Linked DNA regions of Homo sapiens: all the other regions are linked to region 1. A link is a contact called in ENCODE Hi-C or POLR2A ChIA-PET data. All regions are on one chromosome and are shown on one strand. Each heading gives the region's core, a stretch centred on a gene start or an enhancer-like site at or near the end of the contact. The rest is flanking DNA. Distances are from core to core; before and after follow the strand shown.

Region 1 (3,722 bases), core at 911-3,410:
CTTTTTTAAAAAGCCACATCAAAATAACTCAAAACTGTATTTCAACAAACCTGCCAGCTGACTCTTGAGGATAAATTCTCAACTATAAGACGATTTTCTGTTCTTACAGGTGGAGCATTTCTGAGGAAGAAAATTCGTATTCACAATGGAAGAAATGCAATGACAGCACTTGTGTTCAACTGTGGGCAAGTTCAAGCCATCAGATATCACAAGCCATTCTAATGACTTCCGTCAATAGATTTGTGTTCTATGACTCATATAGATTCATCAAGAACAACTGGCTAACGTGGGAATAGAAGAACAGATTATACGGCAGGACCCAAAATCATCACTGCTAATGACTCCTGAATCTTAAATGCTACCCCTACAATAATTGTTCAATGCAGCCATCCACCCTTCACATACCGTCTATCATTTCGAGGTCTGCGACTACTAAAACGGTCAGAGTATCGTCCTCTACCTCTTCCACCTCGTGACCGAGCCCTAGCATGTTCAATAGTAACCCTACAAAAAGGGAAGAAAAATCTCCGTTACACACTTAAGCTACATAAATCTACTTAGAAAAATATGCCAGCAGACCCAGTCTGCTCTATGTCCCAGGGTTATCTAGTTACACAGGAATCTCACCTTTCACTACAGAGTTCTTTTCCATCAAGCTCATACACAGCATCATCTGCATCCCTTGGATCCTCAAATTCCTAAAATGTAAGCATAAGACTCTTAACATTGGCTTTAGAAGAGTATTCTACAACACATTAAGAGCACTGAAATCAGGAGACAGAATGGGAAGAGTATCTTAACGACACTGCCATACAGTCAAACCTAATCAAGGAGCCACTGGGAGTGGGGTTCCAGTGAGCCGGCAAGTTAAAGTTGTTTTCAGCCTCAATAAAATTCAGACATAAGGCTGGGTAACATTTTCTGAAGGCAAATATTCCACCCGGACTCAAGATCGAAAACAACTGCTTATCAAAACTCTACCTACTTAGCAGATAATTCACCCAGTTCTAAATACTTACCACAAAACCAAAGCCTCTTTTCAGATCAATATCTCTTATCCGTCCATATCCCTTGAAGAATCTTTCCACGTCCTTCTCCCTGGCCGCTGGATTTAGTCTCCCGATGAATACCCGACAGCCACTCATGATGTCCGGCTAGTACTTCCTATTAGAAAGTAATTCAATCGAGATAATAGCAATGACTGTCACAGAGAAACGCCTGATTAAACAATCAAAAACATCAACGGCATAAAATGTTTACACAGTGATGTTATGAACGAGATTGCCAACAGAGCCTCTAATGAGGCCAGGTTACCTGCAGACAAAATGAAAACCCAGCTCCCTCCCAACACGGTCCGCTACTGGGCCCAGACCGCAGCAACCGCAACGCCCACTGCCACCTTTCCAACTGCGCAGCCGCACACTCTCCGGGCTCTCCGGCCCCCTCCCATCTGCCGCAGTTAGGAAAGGCCGAGAAGTGCGGGCGGAGCCGCCCGCGCCCTCCGCAAAGCCAGCCCAATGGCGGCCTCGCGGGCGCGTCACAGCGGGTGGAAGCCAGAATCTCGCGACGCCTCGACCGCGCCTGCGCCAACAGCAGCGGGCGGGCGCTCTGCGGCCACAAAATGGCGGCGGTGGAATCAAAGGCAGCAGAGCTGCGCGTGCCAAATTCCCTCTTCCCTTCTCCTCCCAGCAACCCCCTTCTCGGGGGTCACTGCGGCCGCCCTACAAAAGGCCCAGCCGCATCGCCAGCAAAGTCAGGGAGATCCCGGCCCACTATTCTACGTGTCCAGGAGATGAAGACATTAAGACTGGCAGGGACGGGCGCACAACCGCTGTGTAAAAACGACCCGAACAGTGACCGCCCTTTCACCTCAGTACCCCTCAAACAGTATGCCAAAAGGGAGACGTGCCCCAGCGCCCACCTCGAATCAACTGCGCTCATTAGACGCCATCCTCCGCAAAGAGAGCAGCCCCGGCCGCTCACGATCTGAGCGGCCATGAAGAAGCCTCGATCCGAGAAGGCTTGCCCTCAAAGTGAGCCACTCACCTACCGGACGGGGTCTTTGGCGGCTGAGACCCAGACAGGTCCGTAGTCTGCGACGGAGTCGTCGACCTCCACGCAGACCAGGACTTAACTCGTCTACGCCACTCCACAACTGACGCACTTAGCAGCTCTGGCGCTCCACAAAATGGAGGGCGCGTCCTACGTCACTTCCGGGGACGCCCCTGGGCCTTGGGTCCACCCCGTTGGACCTAGGGAAGACGGAAGTTTTGGGAGGGCCGGAAATTTAGGAGGATGTGGGCCTCTCTGACACTGCGAGTGACCGAACCCTGCTCCCGCGGTGGGTGGGGTCGGGGGCGAGAACTCGTTTGGGCTCGGCCGGCTGGTGCCGGAGTCTGGAGGGACATCTGTTGACGTCGTTCGCCCCTGCTAAGTCCTTGGCGTTCGGTTCATCATCATCTCTCCCAGAAGAGTCTCCTGAGAAAAGTGGCAACCCTTCTTGTATCTAAAGTTTTTCTTAGACACCCAGAAGATTACTAATTAGGAGAAACTTAGCTTTGCAGAAATACCTGGCCTTTCCTTAGCTCTTGCTGCTTGCAATTTAAATTTGCCCTCAAAGCAGGGAGCTCCTAGATGTTCGAGTTCTTTTTTCAACCATGCCACAGCTGTGTGGTTTTGTTGTGGTGAGAAGACTAAGGCACTGAAGTATTTTTTAAATGAAAGGATTTTCACTGATGAAATGTTGAAAATGGGACTGCAGCTAGAAGGCTGTCTTGAATTGAGGCTGGAATACAGATTTCTGCATGTCCGTCACTCTGGGAGAGTGGCTGGAAGAGGTTTCAAGCTGTTTTTTGTTGTTTTTTTTGAGACAGTCTTGCTCTGTCGCCCAGGCTGGAGTGCAGTGGCGCGATCTGGGCTCCGCCTCCCGGGTTCACGCCATTCTTCTGCCTCAGCCTCCCGAGTAGCTGCGACTACAGGCGCCCGCCACCACACCGGCTAATTTTTTTGTATTTTTAGTAGAGACGGGGTTTCACCGTGTTAGCCGGGATGGTCTCGATCTCCTGACCTCGTGATCGGCCCGTCTCGGCCTCCCAAAGTGCTGGGATTACAGGCATGAGCCACCGCGCCCGGCCTCAAGCTGCTTTTAAGTCCAAATGGTATTTGGTTAATCCTCTCCGTTCAGATTTCTGTAATGTAACACATGAAAGTTTACAATTCTTTAGAAACAGACAATGCCGTGCTTTCAAAGTGGGTGTAAAACACAGCCCTCCATATTAACTCCCGCGTTGTCCCGATAAGGTTGGTAGACCTAGAAACTTAGGCATAAAGAGATTGCTTAACTTCGCTTTAATGCTTTTATGTAGAACCCAGTGCACCCCATTTTTGAGAAGTGCCTGGAATGTGGAGTTGCATGCTTGCAACTAGAGTTAAACAGAGAAAAAGTAGTTCCGGAAGGAGAGCAACTGACCCTTAACTCGACCTCAGGGGCCTTTAGGCACTCAGAACTGAAACTTGGATAGTTTGTAAGGGATAAGCTTGTCCATTCATAGTTATATGTACAAATAAAAAGAGCCTCAGTGAAGTTAGTTACCTATAATGTGGGAGTTAAGGATGGGTTTATAACACAATATGTATTTAATGTATTTGTTCAATGAAAAGAAAAAAATGTTACCTAGTTGTTGGCCTGATGAACATTGGCATTTTATAATGCACAAATTGTC
Region 2 (3,722 bases), core at 532-3,031, 900 kb before region 1:
GGGCAACTATCACATTTACAAGGAATTAGCAAAGGCTGTGTCTGCAGACATCCAACAGGCCAGGCTCACTCAACCAAGGTCCCTTCTGCCTATCCATGGTGGCTGAGAGGGCAACTAGATGTCGACCCTCTCCTTCACTGTCTCCCCTTAGCAAATGTGGACAGGTTGGCATGACCCAGGGGATGTGAGAGAGAATGGGTGGGAGAGGAGAGAGAATTTCTCTCCCTCTTTCTATGCAGCAGCGTATCCCAGTGGTTTCCCAGCCGGCGCAGTTAGTTTAGTGAGACCCCAGTTGGAGTTTAACATCAGGCAAGTTGCCAACTTCTCTGAGCCTCCTGTACCATCTGCAAGAAACAACCTCTATTTTTTTTTGTTTGTTTGTTTTTTGAGATGGAGCCTTGTCCTGTTCGCCCAGGCTGGAGTGTAGTGGTGCAATCTTGGTTTGCTGCAAACTCCACCTCTCAAGTTCAAGCAATTCTCCTGCCTCAGTAGCTGGGATTACAGACACATCCCACTGCGCCCAGCTAATTCTTGTATTTTTAGTAGAGACGGGGTTTCATCATATTGGCCAGGCTCGTTTCAAACTCCTGACTTTAGGTGATCTGCCCACCTTGGCCTCCCAAAGTGCTGGGATCAGAGGCGTGAGTGAGCCACCGCGCCCAGCCAACAAGCTCCATTTTTGAATGCCAACCTTGTGCCAGGTTTCTAACCTTCATGATCTCATTTAATCCTCAATACAATCCCGCAAGGTATGTATCCTTCTCCTCACTGTGACAAAATGGAATAGGGACCTAGCGAGATTGAGTCAGATGCCAAGGAGACACATAGTAAATGGTGTGTCTGGCTGCAAAGCCTGTCTCTCCTGAGGACTGTAATACCTGCCTCATGAAATTGCTCTGAAGCCCAAAATAGGTAAGTCTAAAAGTGCTTAAAACAATGATCAACAAATATTAGTCTAATGTAATTTTTTTAAGCTTGAAGAGTTTAAAATGACTTTGCTTTATTGTCTTATTTTTGTCGTTATAAGCAGGGTCAGATGACCACCTCACCAAAACTGGGGCATTTCTTCCCAGTTCCTGTTATTAGTGAGGATGGCATGGCAGGGAACAACTGCTAAGTTCCACACACACCATAACATAAGAGTGACAGGGCTGCCTGGAATAGTTACTTCTGGAAGTAGAAATGAATACTATATCATGCTAAAAAATGCCAGGCGTATCCTCCAGAACCGTGCTGGCAGATAGCAGTGCTCCAGAAAATTCTATTGAATGAGTCCAATGGTTAGTCTTCAAGCTGCTTACAGTTGGTGGAACACGATTTATGTACGGAAAATAAATCAACAACAAGGTGTTCTTTAAAAAGATAAAAAAAGTATACATTTGGACATTTGTGACTTGATTCTAAAGTTTTTTAAAGACTTTTGAAAGGAAGATTGAGTTTAAAAAAAAAAAAAAAAGGCTGGGTGTGGTGGCTCATGCCTGTAATCCCAGCACTTTAGGAGGCCGAGGCAGAAGGATTGCTTGAGCCCAGGAGTTCAAGACCAGCCCTGGCAACATAGCAAGACTTCATCTATACAAAAAATAAAAAACATTAGCCAGGCATGGTAGTGCATGCCTGTAGTCCAAGCTACTGGGGACGCTGAGGTGGGAGGATCATTTGAGCCCAAGAGGCGGAAGTCGTAGTGAGCTGAGATCACACCACTGCACTCCAGCCTGGGCGACAGAGCGAGACTCTGTCTGAAAAAAGAAAAATTATTAACCATATAAACAACAAAAATAGCAACATCAAGTCAAAGTTGTTTAAATGTTACTTCCTCAGAGAGGCTCTTTCTGATCACTTGGTCTAAAATAGCTCCCCCCTCTTTACTCTTTTTTATTTTTTTTGAGACAGTCTCGCTCTGTCACCCAGGCTGGAGTGCAGTGGCGCAATCTTGGCTCACTGCAACCTCCGCCTCCTGGGTTCAAGTGATTCTTCTGCCTCAGCCTCCTGAGTAGCTGGGACTACAAGTGCGTGCCACCATGCCCAGATAATTTTTTGTATTTTTAGTAGAGACGGGGTTTCACCATGTTAGCCAGGATGGTCTTGATCTCTTGACCTCCTGATCCACCCACCTCGGCCTCCCAAAGTGCTGGGATTACAGGCATGAGCCACCGCGCCCAGCCTTACTCCTTTTTTTTTTTTTTTTTTAGACAAGGTCTTGTTCTGTCGCTCAGGCTGGAGTGCAGTGGTGCCATCTTGGCTCACTGTAGCCTCCGCCTTCCAGGTTCAGGTGATCCTTCTGCCTCAGCCTCCCAAGTAGTTGGGATTACAGGTGTCCACCACCACACCCAGCTAATTTTTGTATTTTTAGTAGAGATGGGGTTTCACCATGTTGCTCAGACTGGTCTTGAACTTCTGAGCTCAAGCGATCCACCTGCCTTGGGTTCCCAAAGTGCTGGAATTACAGGCATGAGCCACCACGCCCAGCGCCCCCATTTACTCTTGATCTCTTTATTCTGCTTTATTTTCTTCACAGCGTTTATTACTACTAAGTATTTCATTTGTTTACTATTTGTTTGCTTGTTTACTGGTTGACTTCTAGCCATCCCTTGGTAGAGAGCCCCTCCCTGGGTTCTGTCCCCTCTCCACACTTTTTTTTCCCACTTACAATAGACAGTGAGCCATTATAATATAAGCTCTTTGAAGGCAACAACTTTCTTTTGTTCACTACTATATACCTAGCAATATTGTACCCCCTCAATAAATATCTGTGGAATGAATGAATGAATGACTGGTGGATATGATCTAAGTGAATGCTATAGATAACACATGTCCTAAGGAATAGCATCTGACTGGAGAAGTCAGAGCATGCTTCCTGAAAGGTGCTGGGCTTAGCATCAAATTTGCCTGTTTGTATTCTGTGTCATCAACCAGATGTGAGCGCCTCATGGGTAGCGGCAGTGTCTTTTCATTGATTCCCTTGGTGCTTAGCACAAATCTTGGCACATAGTATGAATTCAATATATATATATTTGTTGAATAAGTGAAGAGAGCTGGATTCTGAGTTGAAAAAGATGAGGAATTCTATACTCTATTTGAAGAGAAGAGGGGCCTGTGCTCCCTGGAACTCAAACCCTAGGCAAATGCATGGGCTGTGTGCTCCTCTTAGGTCTTATCATATATATCTGATCCCTAATTTTGCCATCTCTGTCCCTGCCTGGCCCTCCTAGCCAAGAAAACTGCTGAAATGAGAAGGTCCCAGGAGCCACCAGAGCAGGGAGGAAGTAAGAAAACAGCTATTTCCGCCTTACCTGTTGGTTGTTGGGTCCTTGCTTCTTTCAGGTAGTAGAGTGCTTTGTCATAGTCCCCAAGGTGGTAGAAGGCCACACCAGACCGGTAAAGGGCCTTGAAGTTCTCCCCTTCCTTCTTCAAGACTTTGAGGCAATATTCCTTGACTCGTTCATAGTTTACCAGCTCAGCCTGGAGCAGGCAGGCTATGGAGGAAGGGAGGGAAAATGCCATCAGCACAACAGTGGCCAGCTCTGCATGTTTCCCTTGAGTTGCTTCTCTCCAGAGGTTTAGCAGGGTTGGGGTTTTCCACTGGGGTTTACATCTTGGGATTTGTCTTCCAATAATCCTAGCCTCCCTGACCAGTTTCATCACTAAAAAGCCATGTTAACAAGGCTTGAGCAAGTCACTTAACCTTGTATTATGGGTTGAATTATGCCCACCCTTCCACCACC
Region 3 (3,722 bases), core at 429-2,928, 580 kb after region 1:
GAGGCAGGAGAATCGCTTGAACCTGGGAGGCAGAGGCTGCAGTGAGCTGAGATCACGCCACTGCACTCCAACCTGGGCAACAGAGCAAGACTCTGTCTCAAAAAAAAAAAAAAAAGAGAGAGAGAATGGAGGAAATTATTATCCACCGTGGGTGGCAGTTTGGCATTCCTAAATCCCCATACTCTCCCACCCAGCAATTCCACCTGCAGGTACCCATCCTTGAGAAATGCTCTCACATGGGCTCTCACAGAGGTGTGTGGGAAGGATGTTCTCCGCCATACTGTGTCTAACAATGAAAAACTGGAAACAATCTATGGAATCTTACATAACCATGGAATTTACAGAGCAAGTAGAAAGAATAGGTAGATCTCTAGGTACTGACAAAGAAAAAATTCCAAGACCCGTTTTTAAGCATAAAACGTCAAGTTGTGTAATGCATAAAACATGCATATTTGTAAAAGTTTAAAGCGAAATCTTACAAACATATATCTTATACGTACACATACTTGTCAAATAAATGCAAAGAAAAATACACACAAACTGACAACAGTTCTTATTTTGTGGGAAAGGGACTGGTAAAGAAGGTGGAGATGGAAAAAAACAAAATCAAAGAGGATCTGTCTTCCACACTCCCCACCCTCACCACCAAGAACATCAAGCTAAGAAAGATCTGTGTTTAAAATTTTTACATAATTTTGTTACAAGGCTTTATGCACGGACTATAACTAGAATATTTTAAAAATACATTTTTAAAACAAGCTCAACTTGACCAAATTTAATCCATCTTCCCCGCTGCGCCCCAACCCGCACTTCCTAATTCCTATGATTAACAAAACCTTTCAATTCCTTCTATCCTTGGAACAGAACTAAGAAAATAAAGTATAATTTCAATTTTGTGTTTTTGAGGAGAGGGTATATAAAGGAGTTTGAATGTTGGAATCATATCAAAAGCTTATCGGGGGATTGGTTTGTTTGTATTTTAAGGAGCAGATGTCAATTTTGTAATAAATAATGATTAAGGTTCTTAGTTTTGATCCATCCCAGGGATGTGAAAAGCCAAAGAGGTGGCTCCCGGCAAGGCCCAGAGCAGGGTGTGGTCTGGGAGGACAGGGATGGTAGCGAGGGTGGCGGCTCACACGAATCCAGGAGAGAAAACAGCAGCTGTTGCCGCGTCGAACCCGCAGCGCCCGAGGAGCTACCAGGTGCCGCGGGCGGGGCCTCCTTTTTAGCTGACTGGGACACGCAGCCTCGAAGGTCTGGTAGAGTCTCCCAGGGAGAGGGTAAGGGGGTCGAAAGGAGAGGCCCAAGGAGGGCGTGGGAGGCCGCGGGCAGGGGTGAGGCCCTCCTTGCGCACCTGGGTGCTGAACCGCCCCGCCGTGTGCGACGGGGGCGAGGGGGTCACGCCGAGGGGCGGGGAGAGGGGCAGGGCCAACTCGCTCCGGGACAGCGGGGGCCCCGCAATGTCACCCCCGTACACGGTAATATCCCCCCGCTCCACGACCCCTCTTAGTCTGCACTGGAAGCACCCCCTGCCCCGCGCACAATCCTGGTGCAAGGCTTCGCCGGCTTCTGAGCCTCACTTACCTGCTGTCTCGGACTGGGCCGCACACCTGCAGCGGGCTCACGTTAAAGACCTGGAACCTGTGCGGCCGCCTGCGCGCACCCACCCGGATTCACTAGGGCCGTAACCACTTCCGTTCCTGCGACAGGCCTGGAGGACGTAATCCCAGCTGGCGTGTGGGAACGGGCAACGCCATTTTGTACGGAAGCTACTGGGGCAGGTGATGCCTACCCAGTCTCTCTCCTCTGTTGAACAAAGGATCTGTTAAAATTGGAAGGGCTTAACGTCTTCTTCAGAAAAGTGACGCATTTGTTACTGGGATGGTATGTTTGTGTTTTGGTTTTGGCTTTGAAGGGAGAAACCTCCAGAACTCTCACAAATGTAATATGGGACATCGAATTTTCCTTCTTTAGTATCCTGCGTACTGTTTTTCTGCTAAACGATAACAGTAAATAGAAGGAAAGACACTGTATTTAAATAATGTAGTCTTCATTAGCAGTGCACATTATCCTATAGCCACTATAATAATTTTATGTACCCTCCTTTTTTTTTTTTTTTTTTTTTTTTGTAGATACTGTCTCCCTACATTGCCTAGGCTGGTCTCGAACTCCTGGGCTCAAGCGAACCTCACAACTCGGCCTCCCAAAGTGCTGGGATTACAGGCGTGAATGCCCAACCTATGCCATCTTTTATAGCGATAACCACAATACTTTTTGTTTATATATTAAATCGTTCATCCAATCAGTCTTTATTAGCAATTATATGTGAGGCAGTTAATCTGTGCTACATGCATGCTTTTCCTTTCTCATGGAATGTGTAAAACAGAAGGAGAAATGAGATGTGCATAAATAACCAATATAAGGTATAATAATAGCTACCATTTGTTGACTTTGTGCTCACCTGTTGCTAGGAACTTTGCAAAGCATTTTACTTATTTTTTCTCCTTTAATCCCCATAACAACCCTGTGAGGCAGTACTATTATTAGTGCCGTTTTACATAAAATAGAAAAAGGTTAAATAACTTCCTCAAGGTAATTCAGCAAGTAAGCACCGGAGTTAGGAATCAAACCTCATATTTCTGATTGCAGAGCATGTGGCCCCATCCTTTATACTATATTGCCTTCAATACAGGGGCAAATGTTTTAAATTCCATTGAATGAGTACCCATGGGGGAAATTTCCAGCTATTATAGAGGATTAACTCCCTGAATTTTTATCTGCTCCATCTTGAAACACTTAAAAAACAAAGGATAAAGAGGAAATGCAAATTAAAACCACAATGAGATATAGCTAAATGAAAAAGAAAATGTCAAGTATTGGCAAGATTGTGGAGCAACCACAACTCTCATATGCTCCTGAAGGGAACATAAATTGATGCAATCACTTTGTTTAACTGTTTGGCGGTATCAACTGAATCTGAATATGTGAAAAGACTTTGTTCCAACAATTTCACCCCTAGCTGGGGCACAGTGGCTCAACGTGTCATCCCAGCACTTTAGGGATTTTCACTGTGTTGCCCAGGCTGGTCTTGAACTCCTGGCCTCAAGCGATCCTCCCACCTCGGCCTCCCAAAGTGCTGGGCATCATGGTGTGCACCTGTAGTCCCAGCTACTCCAGAAGCTTAGGCAGGAGGACGTCTTGATCCCTGGAGTTTGAGGCTGCAGTGAGTTGTGATCACACCACTGCAGTCCAGCATAGGTGACAGAGCTAGACCCTGTCTCGAAAACAAAAACAACAAAAAACAATTTTACTCCTAGTTATATATATGCAACTGAAATGTCTGCATGTATTCACCAAAAGGACATGTACAAAAAAAAGCTCATACCCATACTTTCAACAGCCCCAAACGGGAAACTACCCAAATATCCCTGCTATTAGAAGTCACTGTATATAATGATTAATCTTAGGGTAGTAATAACTGGAAGGGAACATGAGGAGGTTCACGAAGTGCTGATAATGTTCTATTTCTTAATCTGAGTGCGGCTTTACATGTGTGTTCAGGTTATATTTGTGAGCACTTTTCTGGTTTCATATATACTTCGATAAAAGGGTTTTTAAAAATGATAGTAAAGGAGTGAAAAGTTTGTTAACCCAAAGAAGAAAGAACAGGAAAGGACATAGTACCAAACTAAAAAAAAAGATACAATTTTAAAAGATAGAAA

Evidence for each region. A loop is a pair of places that touch in the nucleus more often than their neighbours do. ChIA-PET counts read pairs that join two places held with the same protein, here RNA polymerase II (POLR2A). Pooled maps may share reads with other maps.
Region 2: a map with no recorded cell type shows a loop between it and region 1 (6-fold over the local background). The contact joins the enhancer-like site here to the promoter of SRSF5 in region 1. A Hi-C loop is called at or near these places in 2 of 168 maps with a recorded cell type or tissue (B cell and naive thymus-derived CD4-positive, alpha-beta T cell), 7 of 37 single-sample maps with no recorded cell type and 11 of 50 pooled maps. POLR2A ChIA-PET finds 5 or more read pairs at or near these places in 3 of 52 experiments (CD4-positive, alpha-beta T cell, GM10248 and OCI-LY7).
Region 3: a pooled map shows a loop between it and region 1 (9-fold over the local background). The contact joins the promoter of EXD2 here to the promoter of SRSF5 in region 1. A Hi-C loop is called at or near these places in 10 of 50 pooled maps. POLR2A ChIA-PET finds 5 or more read pairs at or near these places in 4 of 52 experiments (A673, CD4-positive, alpha-beta T cell, MCF 10A and 1 more).

What each region holds. Positions count from the first base shown.
Region 1 is chr14:69,765,580-69,769,301 of GRCh38, reverse strand. It overlaps SRSF5 (serine and arginine rich splicing factor 5), which reads right to left and starts at 2,160. Exons shown (of 8, transcript NM_001320214.2): 1 at 2,047-2,160; 2 at 1,020-1,164; 3 at 628-698; 4 at 406-504; 5 at 51-120. The coding sequence starts at 1,145. It overlaps LOC100289511 (a long non-coding RNA gene), which reads left to right and starts at 1,589. Exons shown (of 1, transcript NR_029378.1): 1 at 1,589-3,019. RefSeq lists enhancers at 1,234-1,283, 1,280-2,044, 2,154-2,203, 2,244-2,293.
Region 2 is chr14:70,667,315-70,671,036 of GRCh38, reverse strand. TTC9 (tetratricopeptide repeat domain 9) reads right to left here. Exons shown (of 3, transcript NM_015351.2): 2 at 3,291-3,473. Among named protein-coding and RNA genes, the nearest start is that of TTC9, 27 kb to the right of the region's middle. RefSeq lists an enhancer at 3,653-3,722. Within about 2 kb of position 1,781, at least 3 of the 41 ENCODE cell types and tissues checked have a DNase peak (open chromatin) inside an H3K27ac peak, as active enhancers do; they include B cell and OCI-LY7, where a contact is called at or near this core.
Region 3 is chr14:69,189,454-69,193,175 of GRCh38, reverse strand. EXD2 (exonuclease 3'-5' domain containing 2) reads right to left here and starts at 1,678. Exons shown (of 10, transcript NM_001193360.2): 1 at 1,585-1,678. The region is part of intron 3 of GALNT16-AS1 (GALNT16 and EXD2 antisense RNA 1); the gene reads left to right. RefSeq lists a silencer at 1,268-1,457.